Linked DNA regions of Mus musculus: region 1 is linked to region 2. Evidence: chromatin loops called from intact Hi-C (ENCODE). Cell type or tissue: left cerebral cortex. All regions are shown on one strand.

Region 1 (5,000 bases), 160 kb before region 2:
GCTTCTTATTTTTCTCTGAGAAACGATGAGGTGACTAACACTTTTAAGTTTAAGGCGAGTGAGGGTCCTTTTCATTACCCGGGCCCATTCCTGTAGCGTTTGTAAACATTTTAGAACATTTGCTGTTTGTACTTGCGACGGATACTGTAAGTCACTTTTTGCTGGATGGGGAAATTGAACCTAGGTACAGGAGGTTGGGGCAACTGAGTGATTTTTATTTGGGTTCCACTAACTGGTGAGAAGTTTAGCTTGGGTTACAATTTACCTTTCTAAGCTCAGGGTTCTGGTTTCTGTTTTCATGAGATTTTTTTTTTTTAACTTCTTCAGCCGGAAAGAGGACTGAACATTGGACTTGTTAAAGATAATACCAGAAGTTACTAGATGACTTATTTATTTTCGAGTAAATTGACCAAAAAAACCAAAAAAACCCCAAACCAAACAACAACAACAAACAAAAAACCCCCAAAAGCTCAGTTACTAGAAAAATCTTATCCTGAAGCTTGCTCATGAGTGGCTGGTTGTTAGTCTGAAAATTATGTTGCTTTCACTGCACTTAAGAGGTAGGGTAATGTCTGCCAAATCAGAAAGCTGAGAGGGCAAAGCTCATCATTAAGTTAAGGAGTCAAAAGAGACCAAAGGACACCCAGTTGGGGGTATCTCTTCTGAATTGTTGTTAAAATCTTAGAGTAGGAATACATAAAGAACAAAGAAAACCTTTAGCTCCAGTTAGAGACAAACTTAATCTTAGAAGAAGTTGCTAAATCTGCAGTGCCTTGGTTTTGAATTGAATTGAAGTTGGATCCAGAGCATTTGAAATAAAAAATAGACCTGAACATGCTTTTATGAGACCAACAAAATTTATTTTCATGCGTATTTTAAACCATGCTAAAATAGACTTGAGGATTGAGGACTTAAGTTAAAATTACTTTCTAGGCACTTCATAAGGGAGAGAAATAAGGCCTATTTCATTCTGCATATATGTTAATAGTCATGTAAAATTAATTTTCTTAGTGCTGTACAGAGTATCTTTGCCAGTAAGCTCTGTTAGATGATAACTGTTTAAAGTTTCAGTGAGCTAATTGTCAGTTGTTCACATCTAAAGGTCGTAGAGTGTGAGCATGTCTGCTGCAGAAGTTGTAATTGTACACTCACACTCCATGTGAGACCTAGAATTAAGGAAGATGGAGAGGAGCAGAAAGTCCTTGTCTGCTAGCCTTGCAGCTGTAGAAGATTGTAGATATGCCATTTGAGCACTTTTTAAATCAGTGAAAGATTTGACATTGGCTAACTTTCCCCACTTACGTAATCTCAAGCGACAGTGAGCCTCTCCGAGTACCTGGAGGCAAACTCCACACACACAGTTTTGAGATCACCTGCAAGGGTAGCACATTCGTTACTTGAACCTGGTTCTTAGAAGGATGAAGTTGATGAATAGGTGTAGGGATAAAGCTGGGTACTGCCAGGCGGGAAGCAACAGATACAGCGTGTGATGGGAGGGAAAGAACTTGTTTTAGTCTAGCGCATAAAGCTTGTTCCAGGAGAGACGTTAGGGATGCTTTTGTAATGAAAGGAGTCATCTGCTTATAAATTTGGAAGTCTGTTTACTCTGGTCTAACTTAAAGGTCCACTTCTGGCCTAGTAGTTTCTTAGAGTTGAATTAACATTTATGTGATGTTTATGCATCAGGCTCTGTTACACGTACTGTGCCAATAGTAACTCACCTCATCTTCCAAATACAACTGATCTTCCTGTTTTATAGGTGAGGAAATGAGGCACTGAGAAGTTGAATAGCTTGCCCAAGGTCTCTCAGCCAGGCCATAGTTTGACTCTAGGGCCTGAGCTTTGCATGCTGATTTTTCTGGCTAAATTAATTTTCTTTTAAAACCTTATTTCTGTGTGTGAGTGTTATATGTGTGAATGTGGGTGGCTGCAGAGGCCAGAAGAAGAGCTAGAGCTAGAGGGAGGGAGTTGCCCTGTGTTGGTGCGGGGAACCATATTCTAGTCTTCTGCAAGAGCCACTGAGCCACTTTTCTAGTCCCCTCAGATTTGTTCTTTTAAAAAGTAGATATATTTATTATATTTAATTTTGTGTAGGTTTGTGTCTGCATGTGGGTATGTTCATGTGAATGGAATGTCCACAGAGACAGGAGGCATCTGAATCTCTGGAGCTAGATATATAATCTATCTATCTATCTATCTATCTATCTATATGTATATATATATGAGCTGCCTGGTGTGGGTGCTGGCCCTCTGGAAGAGCAGCAAGTGCTCTTAACCTCAAAGCCATCTCTATTCCCATACATTTTTTTAAACTTTTTTTTTCTTTTTTGAAAAAGTCGCATGTGGCCTAGGCTGGGCCTCCAACGTGCCATGTAGCCAAGGAACTTATGATCTTGTTTTCTCTACCTACTGAAGGCTGGGATTACAGATGTGCTGTACCACACTGGTTTGTGCAGTGCTGGGGATTGAACCCAGGGCTTCATGCATGCTATGCTAGGCAGGTACTTTACCAGCTGAGTCACATCCTTGGCCTCCTCTGACTTATTCTTGATTAAATGTTGTTTGTTCTAGATTTTTTTTCTTTTTTCTTTTCTTTCATATTTGTGTGTGTGTGTATGTGTGTGTGTGTATGTAATAGGGTCTTGCTGTGTAGCTTCTGGCTGACAAGCACTAATAGAACTGGCTATGTAAATGAGCCTGGCCTGACATGTGTTGATCCTCCTGCCTCTCTGGATCCTCTTACCTCTGTCACTTCAGAGCTGGGATCACATCTGAGCTTGGTCTCTGCCTTGCACATACATGTGCACTCATGCATGCAAATTTGCACACAAAACACATACACATCTACCCCTCTTCATGAACACATACACAGAAGCACACAAAATCATATAAAAGAATATGTAGCTTTAGGCAATTATTCTGGATTGTATATTTTAAAGAGCTAGAAGGATTTCAAAAGTTTTTACCAGAGAGAATTGATAATTGATGGAGGTAAATATATTTAACCCTACTTACATAGTGTGTAGTGTATTTACATATTGAACATTACATGGTACTCAATGTGTGTAACTTTTTATGTTTTTGAGTAAATTAAAAAATATGGAAAAACAATCTCAGCTAAAGAACCTTGAGAACCAGAAGCTGGAGACAAATACACAGTTTACAGCATGTGGAAGTCTTGTTTCCCAGGGACCGTTGCTGCTCTGAGAGCTACCAGTATGTCCCTTGACATCGTAAAATCAGAGTTCAAGCAACAAAAGCCACCCCATCTTCACACAGAAAGTGAGTGGACAAACTTATAGATAAAACTGATTCTGACCTTACTTGTAGAAGACTTGGCTCCACATTCAAACACCACACATTAACATAAATGTTAGATGTCCAGGGAGCCACTAACAGCACTGGACCTTCCCATAAGGACACTGGTCCATGGTATACATCATCAACAACAATATTAAAAGGTGCATAGTAAAACATTATATAAAACTTAAAAGATAAAGTCCCTGCTGATGAATAAAATGTCAGTACTCAAATGCAGCACTGGTTCATCCATACAAGTAATCTAAGAACAGTCTAAAGTTCAACAAAAAATGTTTAGGGGCCTGAAATGGCTGCTGAATAGGATAAACTATCCACTTGGGGAAGAGCAAGGCTAAGATGTGGTCTGTCATCAGAGTCTACCAAGGTCAGACAGGGTGTAAACATGGGGAACACAGGCTTGTTTACCAAATCCTGGAAGCTTGCAGCACAGCAACATACAAAACTTAGAACACATTCAAGAAATAGAGAGAGCCAGGCGTGGTGGTGCACGCCTTTAATCCCAGCTCTTAGGAGGCGGGAGACAGAGGCAGGCGGATTTCTGAGTTCGAGGCCAGCCTGGTCTACAAAGTGAGTTGCAGGACAGCCAGGGCTATACAGAGAAACCCTGTCTCCCTGTCTCGAAAAACAAAACAAAACAAAACAAAGAAATGAAAGAAAGAAAGAAAGAAAATATCTGATAAAACACACACACACATACACACACACACACACACACACATTCAAGAGTGAAAATAGGTAGCTCATTGATGGCTGTAGTTAATGGATTTATCCTGGTTGCTTAAAATAGTATATAATCTATTGAGTTAAGAACTTCATCTGTGGGGGCTGCAAAAATGGCTCAGTGGTTAAGAGCACCAGTTACTCTTCCAGAAGATCTGGGTTCAATACCCTGCCCTGACATGCCGTCTCTTGACCATCTGTAACTTCAGTTCCAGGGGATCTGATGTCTGTCCTCTTTTGGCCTCCACAGACATTACACTCATACACAGATCAAAAAAGTCCATACATAGGAAATTACATAGGAAATAAATACAAATAAAGCTCTAAAAAAGATGAAAAAAAAATAGATTTCAAGGTATGAGTTAAAATTTTTATATGTAGATGGAGACAGTCTTAAATTATCTCACCCCAGAGGTAGTTAGGTAGGAGTGTGTGTGTGTGTGTGTGTGTGTGTGTGTGTGTGTGTGAGAGTGTGTGTGTGTATGTGTAAGAGAGAGAGAGAGAGATTGAGAGGAGTGTGTTAGAGTACAAAGTGTTCTTAGGGCTTTGCTGATTGACAAAAGAGTAAGGACATTTGCAGTTTCTTAGTTAAGCAGCCTTATAGTCACAGTGCCTACTCTGTGTGATTACTATCCCCCCTTTTTTTTCCAGCGCCGTCTCTATATTTGAGCCACTCTGGGCTATCATCCTGGGCGTTACCCCAGGACTTCATTGCAGTCTTGGGTTGCAGCTGCTATGTTCTTCGTCCTGTGCTTTCCAGGTCATTTATTTCAACTGATTTGGAAGAATTTATAAATAAGACACAGATCTTGCCCTGGAGAACTAACTAGAGAGACTTAACCTTTGATTTCTTGTCATTGGTTTCTCTTGGAAAACAATGTCAGTAGCAGAGGAGCTGCGTTTCTTGTGCCGTCTCTGGTCTTTATAACATCCCAAAAATATAATCAAAAACATAATTT
Region 2 (5,000 bases):
TCCAAAACTTGGATCTCAAAGCAGGGATTTAATTTCTCATGTGTGATAACAATGTACATCAAACGCTGAAGGGGAGAGTCTTTCACCCTACAACGTGCCCTTCAAATTCTCCTCCATCTCCCTCTCTATCCAGTCTCTTCATTGTCATGATTTCCCTACGGAGCCCCAATACATAGCCCAGCACTCACAGGTCACCTCCTTTTGCCGCAAAAGCGTGTGGTATATCACACAATTGCACCATATGCTTTCTGCCGATAAGGACGGGAAGAACGGAATTTAAGATGCAGAAGTAAAGAGATACATAAAATGGCCACTTTTCCAAAACCGGAGACAGACAGGGCATACTTAAACATCAAATGCACGGGGCTACAAGAATAGTTAATTGAGGCAGATTAATATAGGAGATGGAACAATGAATAGATTATAAAGTTTTCCAGAGTCAGATACTATCAGGAATAATTAAACCTCACCCAAACCATCCTTAGTTTCAATGTTTGAAAAAAATAAAATCAAAATCTTAGCATAGCTAAAGTATTATATTTAGTATTATTTTATTCAGCAAAAACAGCAGTCTTTGTTCCATCCGCAGTCTGGATCTACTCCGCCTGCTTTTCCCTTACCCCACCCCAATCTACCCCACCCCCTTCCATCCACCGCAGTGATCTTGAAGAGAGCTGCAGAGGCCCCAAGAAACAAGAGATAACGGTCGTAGGCAGAGACCCCGTTACCCAAACCTCACCAGTTCAGGTCAGACGCACCGACTGGCCACCTCCTAAGGCCCCAGTTCCCAGAGAGGCCTGACTGGGGGCCTCTCGGGTCCCTGGGCCGCATCCGCCCACCAAAGGCCCACAAAGCCCCGCCAACGCCAAGGACTCCACAGCTTCAACTTCCCTCCGACCCAAATCCACTTCGATTTTATAGGATCAGAGTATGACACCCTAACTACAGAAGGCTAGGGAGAGATTCTGCGGCGAGCCATTACCAGATCACTTACACAATAAAGCGATCCAGAGGCGACGGCTGACCCTCCCCCCGGCCGCTCCGCTACAACGCGCCCGGGCCACATTTCCCGCCTCGTTCTCCCCAACGGCCCAGGCCTCGCCCGGTGTCCACCTCCCGGTCCACCACGGTCCCCAGCGAGCGTGGCATGAGGTCTAGCTCCAGCCCTCCTTCCCGAGACCAGCTCTGGAGCCTCTCATCCGTCGCATGCTCCCAAGACCATGCAGTTTCAGGCCACTGGTCCCTAAACCGCACAGATCCAGGGTCCGCCTTCTGAGTCTTCGGAGAACCTTTCAGTCGCACCCGGGGAAATCTAACTCCACCTAACCCACGGTGCAACCCACCCAGGGTCCCCTTTCCTTCCTGGGCCCCCAGCACCAAGATCACATCCCAGGACTCAGTCCTCTCCTAAAAGGAGATAGACACGCCGGGCGCCTCCGGCCTCTTATTAGGGCACTCACCTCCCAACCCCACGCTTCCAGGGATCCAATGCAACCAGGAGTTGGTCCCTACATCCCCATCCCCAGATCTCCATTCTCATCCCTTTCAAGAGTCGTCCTCACGTATGACCTGGCCCTGATCCATGAAGAGGTCTCATTCTCAAGGACCCCATTTCCCACCCCTCCAGGGGTCTCTTCATCTCCATACACTGGGGTCTCGTCATCTCCACAAGCTCCGCTCTCCACTGCCCAGTCTCCCTTTCCCAGCTCCCGCCTGGGCTCCGTCTCTGTGCTCCAGGCTCGCCCAGTTCCCCAGCCCCGGTTCCTCCCCTCCTGTTCCCTCAACCGTCCCCACTCCCGGAACGCCGCACTCGGACCCGGGCAACTGCTCGTCTCACCTTCAGCCGAAGATGGTGGCGCCGGCACACGTCCCCAGCAGCGACCACAGATCCAGCGTCTCAATTCCAAACCCACCGCTGCCTCCGCCGGGCTCCTTTAGCACTGCTGCTCGCGCCTGCCCCACCCACTCCCACCCTCATTGGGCCATCTCCACGCCCATCACTGCCGCCCCCAGACCCACTGGTCGGTTTGCGCGCCCATCTCCCAGGAAAGACGTTAGCAACCCGAACGAAGCTACCTTCCCAAGTCCCGCTCCCTCCACCCACCTGGAATGATGCTCATTGGCTCCCGCTCCCGACCTAGACCCACAGACTCCCAATCTCATAGGCTGCTACTCACGCCTGTCAGAGACTCCGGGAGGTGCGGCCGGGGCAGTGGCGGGTGATTGGCTGACTCTGGAGGGAGATGGACAGCTGAAACTAGGAGCCTGGCGATCCCGCGAGGCAGAGATCGCCGATCTTGTTGGGGTGTGCGCGCTGCGCTAGTCAGGGCTGGGTGGACAGTGGGGCAGGTGTACCGCAGCACAAGTCACCAGCTCCCACTGGTCACGTCTCTCTATTGCGTCGGGCCGCCGCTGCAACCCACTCGAGCGTTCTGCGGCCCGTAGGCTTGCCGCAGCCACTGGGTCCCTCAGCGGGACCGGCTTTCGCCGAGGAATCGCCAGCTCCCGGAGCTGCCTGCAGGGGCGGGGCCGGAGCGCGGTCCTGAGGCCTGACGTCACCCTGGAGCTTCAGTGGGTGGGAGCCGCTGCTTGCGGCTCACCTGCAGTGGGGGAGGGGAGCCTCTCGGGCTGGGCGCTAAAGCTCTGTCCTGACCGGGCTGCAACCCTGTGGCGGCCGGAGTCCCCCCTTACTGATGCTTCCTTCCTCTCGTGACCCGCCGCAGTTGGATGTTTGCTTGCTCTGCCTCTTAGGCAGGGCTGAGATTCCAAAAATACGAGAAGCAAACGGGCCTGGCAGAGAAGACCAGAGAGCGACTTCATTTGTTCACTCACTCATTCATTCCAGCTCTCTATGGAAGAGGAACTGGGTAGGGCTTGCAGGATTCCTGTGCTGTTGTCATAGCCCCTAGGGCTAAAGAACCAGTGGTTCAAGTGCCTTAGAAAGGTTCATGGACCTCAGGTGGGAGTGGGCTTCCAAAATAAGGAAACTGGAAAATTGAAGTTAAAAAAAAAATGTAATGAAATGTCTGCAGAATCTAGTCAACTCTTAATTATACATGTATAAATATAATAAAGTAAAAAAATCACAAGAGCCAAATGGATTATTGTTCTTATAAAAAGATAAATATAAAATACTTTATTTTAAAACTGCCTCAGGATTTTATGTATTTAGTATTGTATATATGTGTGTGTTTTAATGGATACTTTGTAAATGCCTGAGAAACTTCTAGACTGATTTTTTTTTTTAAAGTGAGAAAAAAAATGAAAACAAGGCAGGAAGTGATAAGAAAGGGTTGGTGGAATTCAGAGAAATCTCCAAGGCAGCTGAATGCAGAGCCCTTCCGGGGGAAGTGAGAATTCTTTGTCCTTTGTCCAGGTGCATCTGGTCTCCAACCCCACATGCCCACTAGGGTGGCTGCCCCCTTCCAGGTGTCTTGTGACTTTGGCACTACATGAAGAGTTCTATCCTTGTGAAGTCTACCGAGGAAGTATAAGTTAGTATAACGTGTCAATGATAGCCCTCTTATAAACGTTTCCGGATTTAGAAAAGACTCAGCCATCTCAAAGGCATGACTCTAAGCTTTGTTACCCAATGAAGTCATTTCTAAATGCTATATTCCATGCTCAGAGCATCCATACAAACGGCTCAAATAAGCCATCAGATCCGTGGTTTCTCATAATTTGAAACCTCATAATTTTACAACAAACTCAGGGGACCATTAGAGAGAGAGAACAAGAAGTTCACCAGAACTAAAACTCACACGGACATTTGTCTTGATGAGAACTCAATAGCAAACTGTCCCCAAGCGCATTTCTAGCTCTGGGGTCTCTTCCAGGTTTTCATCCGCCAGTTATCTCCCATCCAAGTACCCATCGGGCCTGGTCCCACTTTTCTTCTGGGATCAAACAGGATCTGCAGAGTAAAATGTCCATACATGTCTGCCTGGATGGGAGGAGAATTAAAAGAGTAACAGGCTCCAAGTCTCTCTCCTGCCCACCCATGCTTCAGCCCGCCACTTAAGAGTTCTTCCTAAGTTCCCTTGATCTGCCTCTTTGCTTCCTTCTTCTCCCTCATCTTCACACGTAGCCCCACCCCAACCCCCAGTCTCCCGCCATCCATGCCCCCACAGGCTTCTCCAATTCTAGCCCTCACCAGAACAAAGGGAACATAGGGTTTAGAATCAGGCTCTGAATGCAGCTCTGCCACTATACCTACAAACTCTATATACTGTATATTAATATTTGACAAATTATCTCCTCTCTAAAAGGAAGCTATAGCTGTATCCTGGAAGGATTCACTTATTGAATGAATATGTTGACTGGGTGAGTTACTGTATAAAAATAGTGACATCATGGATTAATAGGTAGAAAACTGCTTTTTTTCTATTGTACAAGTTCACTATGAAGAAGGAAAGGAAACCCTTGTCTTTGTCTGTAGTAATATTAGCTGGTGACGTAGGCTGTTTCTACTTCTAAAAGCAAAAGTTCACAGTCCATTGTTTGGCAGGGACTGGGTCAGAAGTCCAAACTCCTTCCCTCAGGGCAGTTGAGCATGTGAGCTTGTTTTGTTTTGTGTGTGCAAGACTGACAGGCAGCTTTTTTGAGGGGGGGGGGGAGGAAATGAATTCCAACATTTGAAAATTAAGAACTACCCAATATTGGTAGTCATTAGGGAACTGTGAATTGAAAGCACAATGAGATCTCACTTTACACCCACTTGGTGCCAATGAAAGAGTAAGAGCCACGGAAGACCCAGTGAGGACCCGGGGAAACAGGAACTTTGCAGTAAGACAGGAATGTAAGACACTACAGCCACGTTGGAAAATAAGCCTTTTCTTTAAAAGTTAAACGTGTTGTGTGCTTTAGTCCATAATAATAATAAAAAAAGAAGAGGTTAAATATAAATTTACCATACAATCTCACAATTATAGCCTTGGGTATCTTTTTTAAAAGTCAGGGTTTTGGGGAGATCCTATGTGCATACAAAAAAAAAAGTACAC

What was found. A loop is a pair of places that touch in the nucleus more often than their neighbours do. Peaks named below come from ENCODE experiments on the same cell type or tissue, not always from the same donor. Only the 100,000 strongest peaks of a DNase experiment are listed, where the experiment ranks them.
Region 1: a loop joins it to region 2, with 3 times the contacts of the local background. A loop is called at or near these places in 1 of 42 quality-filtered maps.

Annotation. Positions count from the first base shown.
Region 1 is chr11:68,847,388-68,852,387 of GRCm38, reverse strand. All of the region lies in intron 1 of Ndel1 (nudE neurodevelopment protein 1 like 1), which reads left to right. Among named protein-coding and RNA genes, the nearest start is that of Ndel1, 3.2 kb to the left of the region's middle. In left cerebral cortex, no CTCF peak of the experiment used is centred here; a DNase peak (open chromatin) is centred at 1,906; H3K4me3 peaks cover 1,880 bases; H3K27ac peaks cover 219 bases.
Region 2 is chr11:68,689,020-68,694,019 of GRCm38, reverse strand. Myh10 (myosin, heavy polypeptide 10, non-muscle) reads right to left here and starts at 2,105. Exons shown (of 41, transcript NM_175260.2): 1 at 1,838-2,105. In left cerebral cortex, CTCF peaks have their summits at 1,909 and 2,519; DNase peaks (open chromatin) are centred at 1,274, 2,156, 2,503, 3,521 and 3 more places; H3K4me3 peaks cover 3,374 bases; H3K27ac peaks cover 3,111 bases.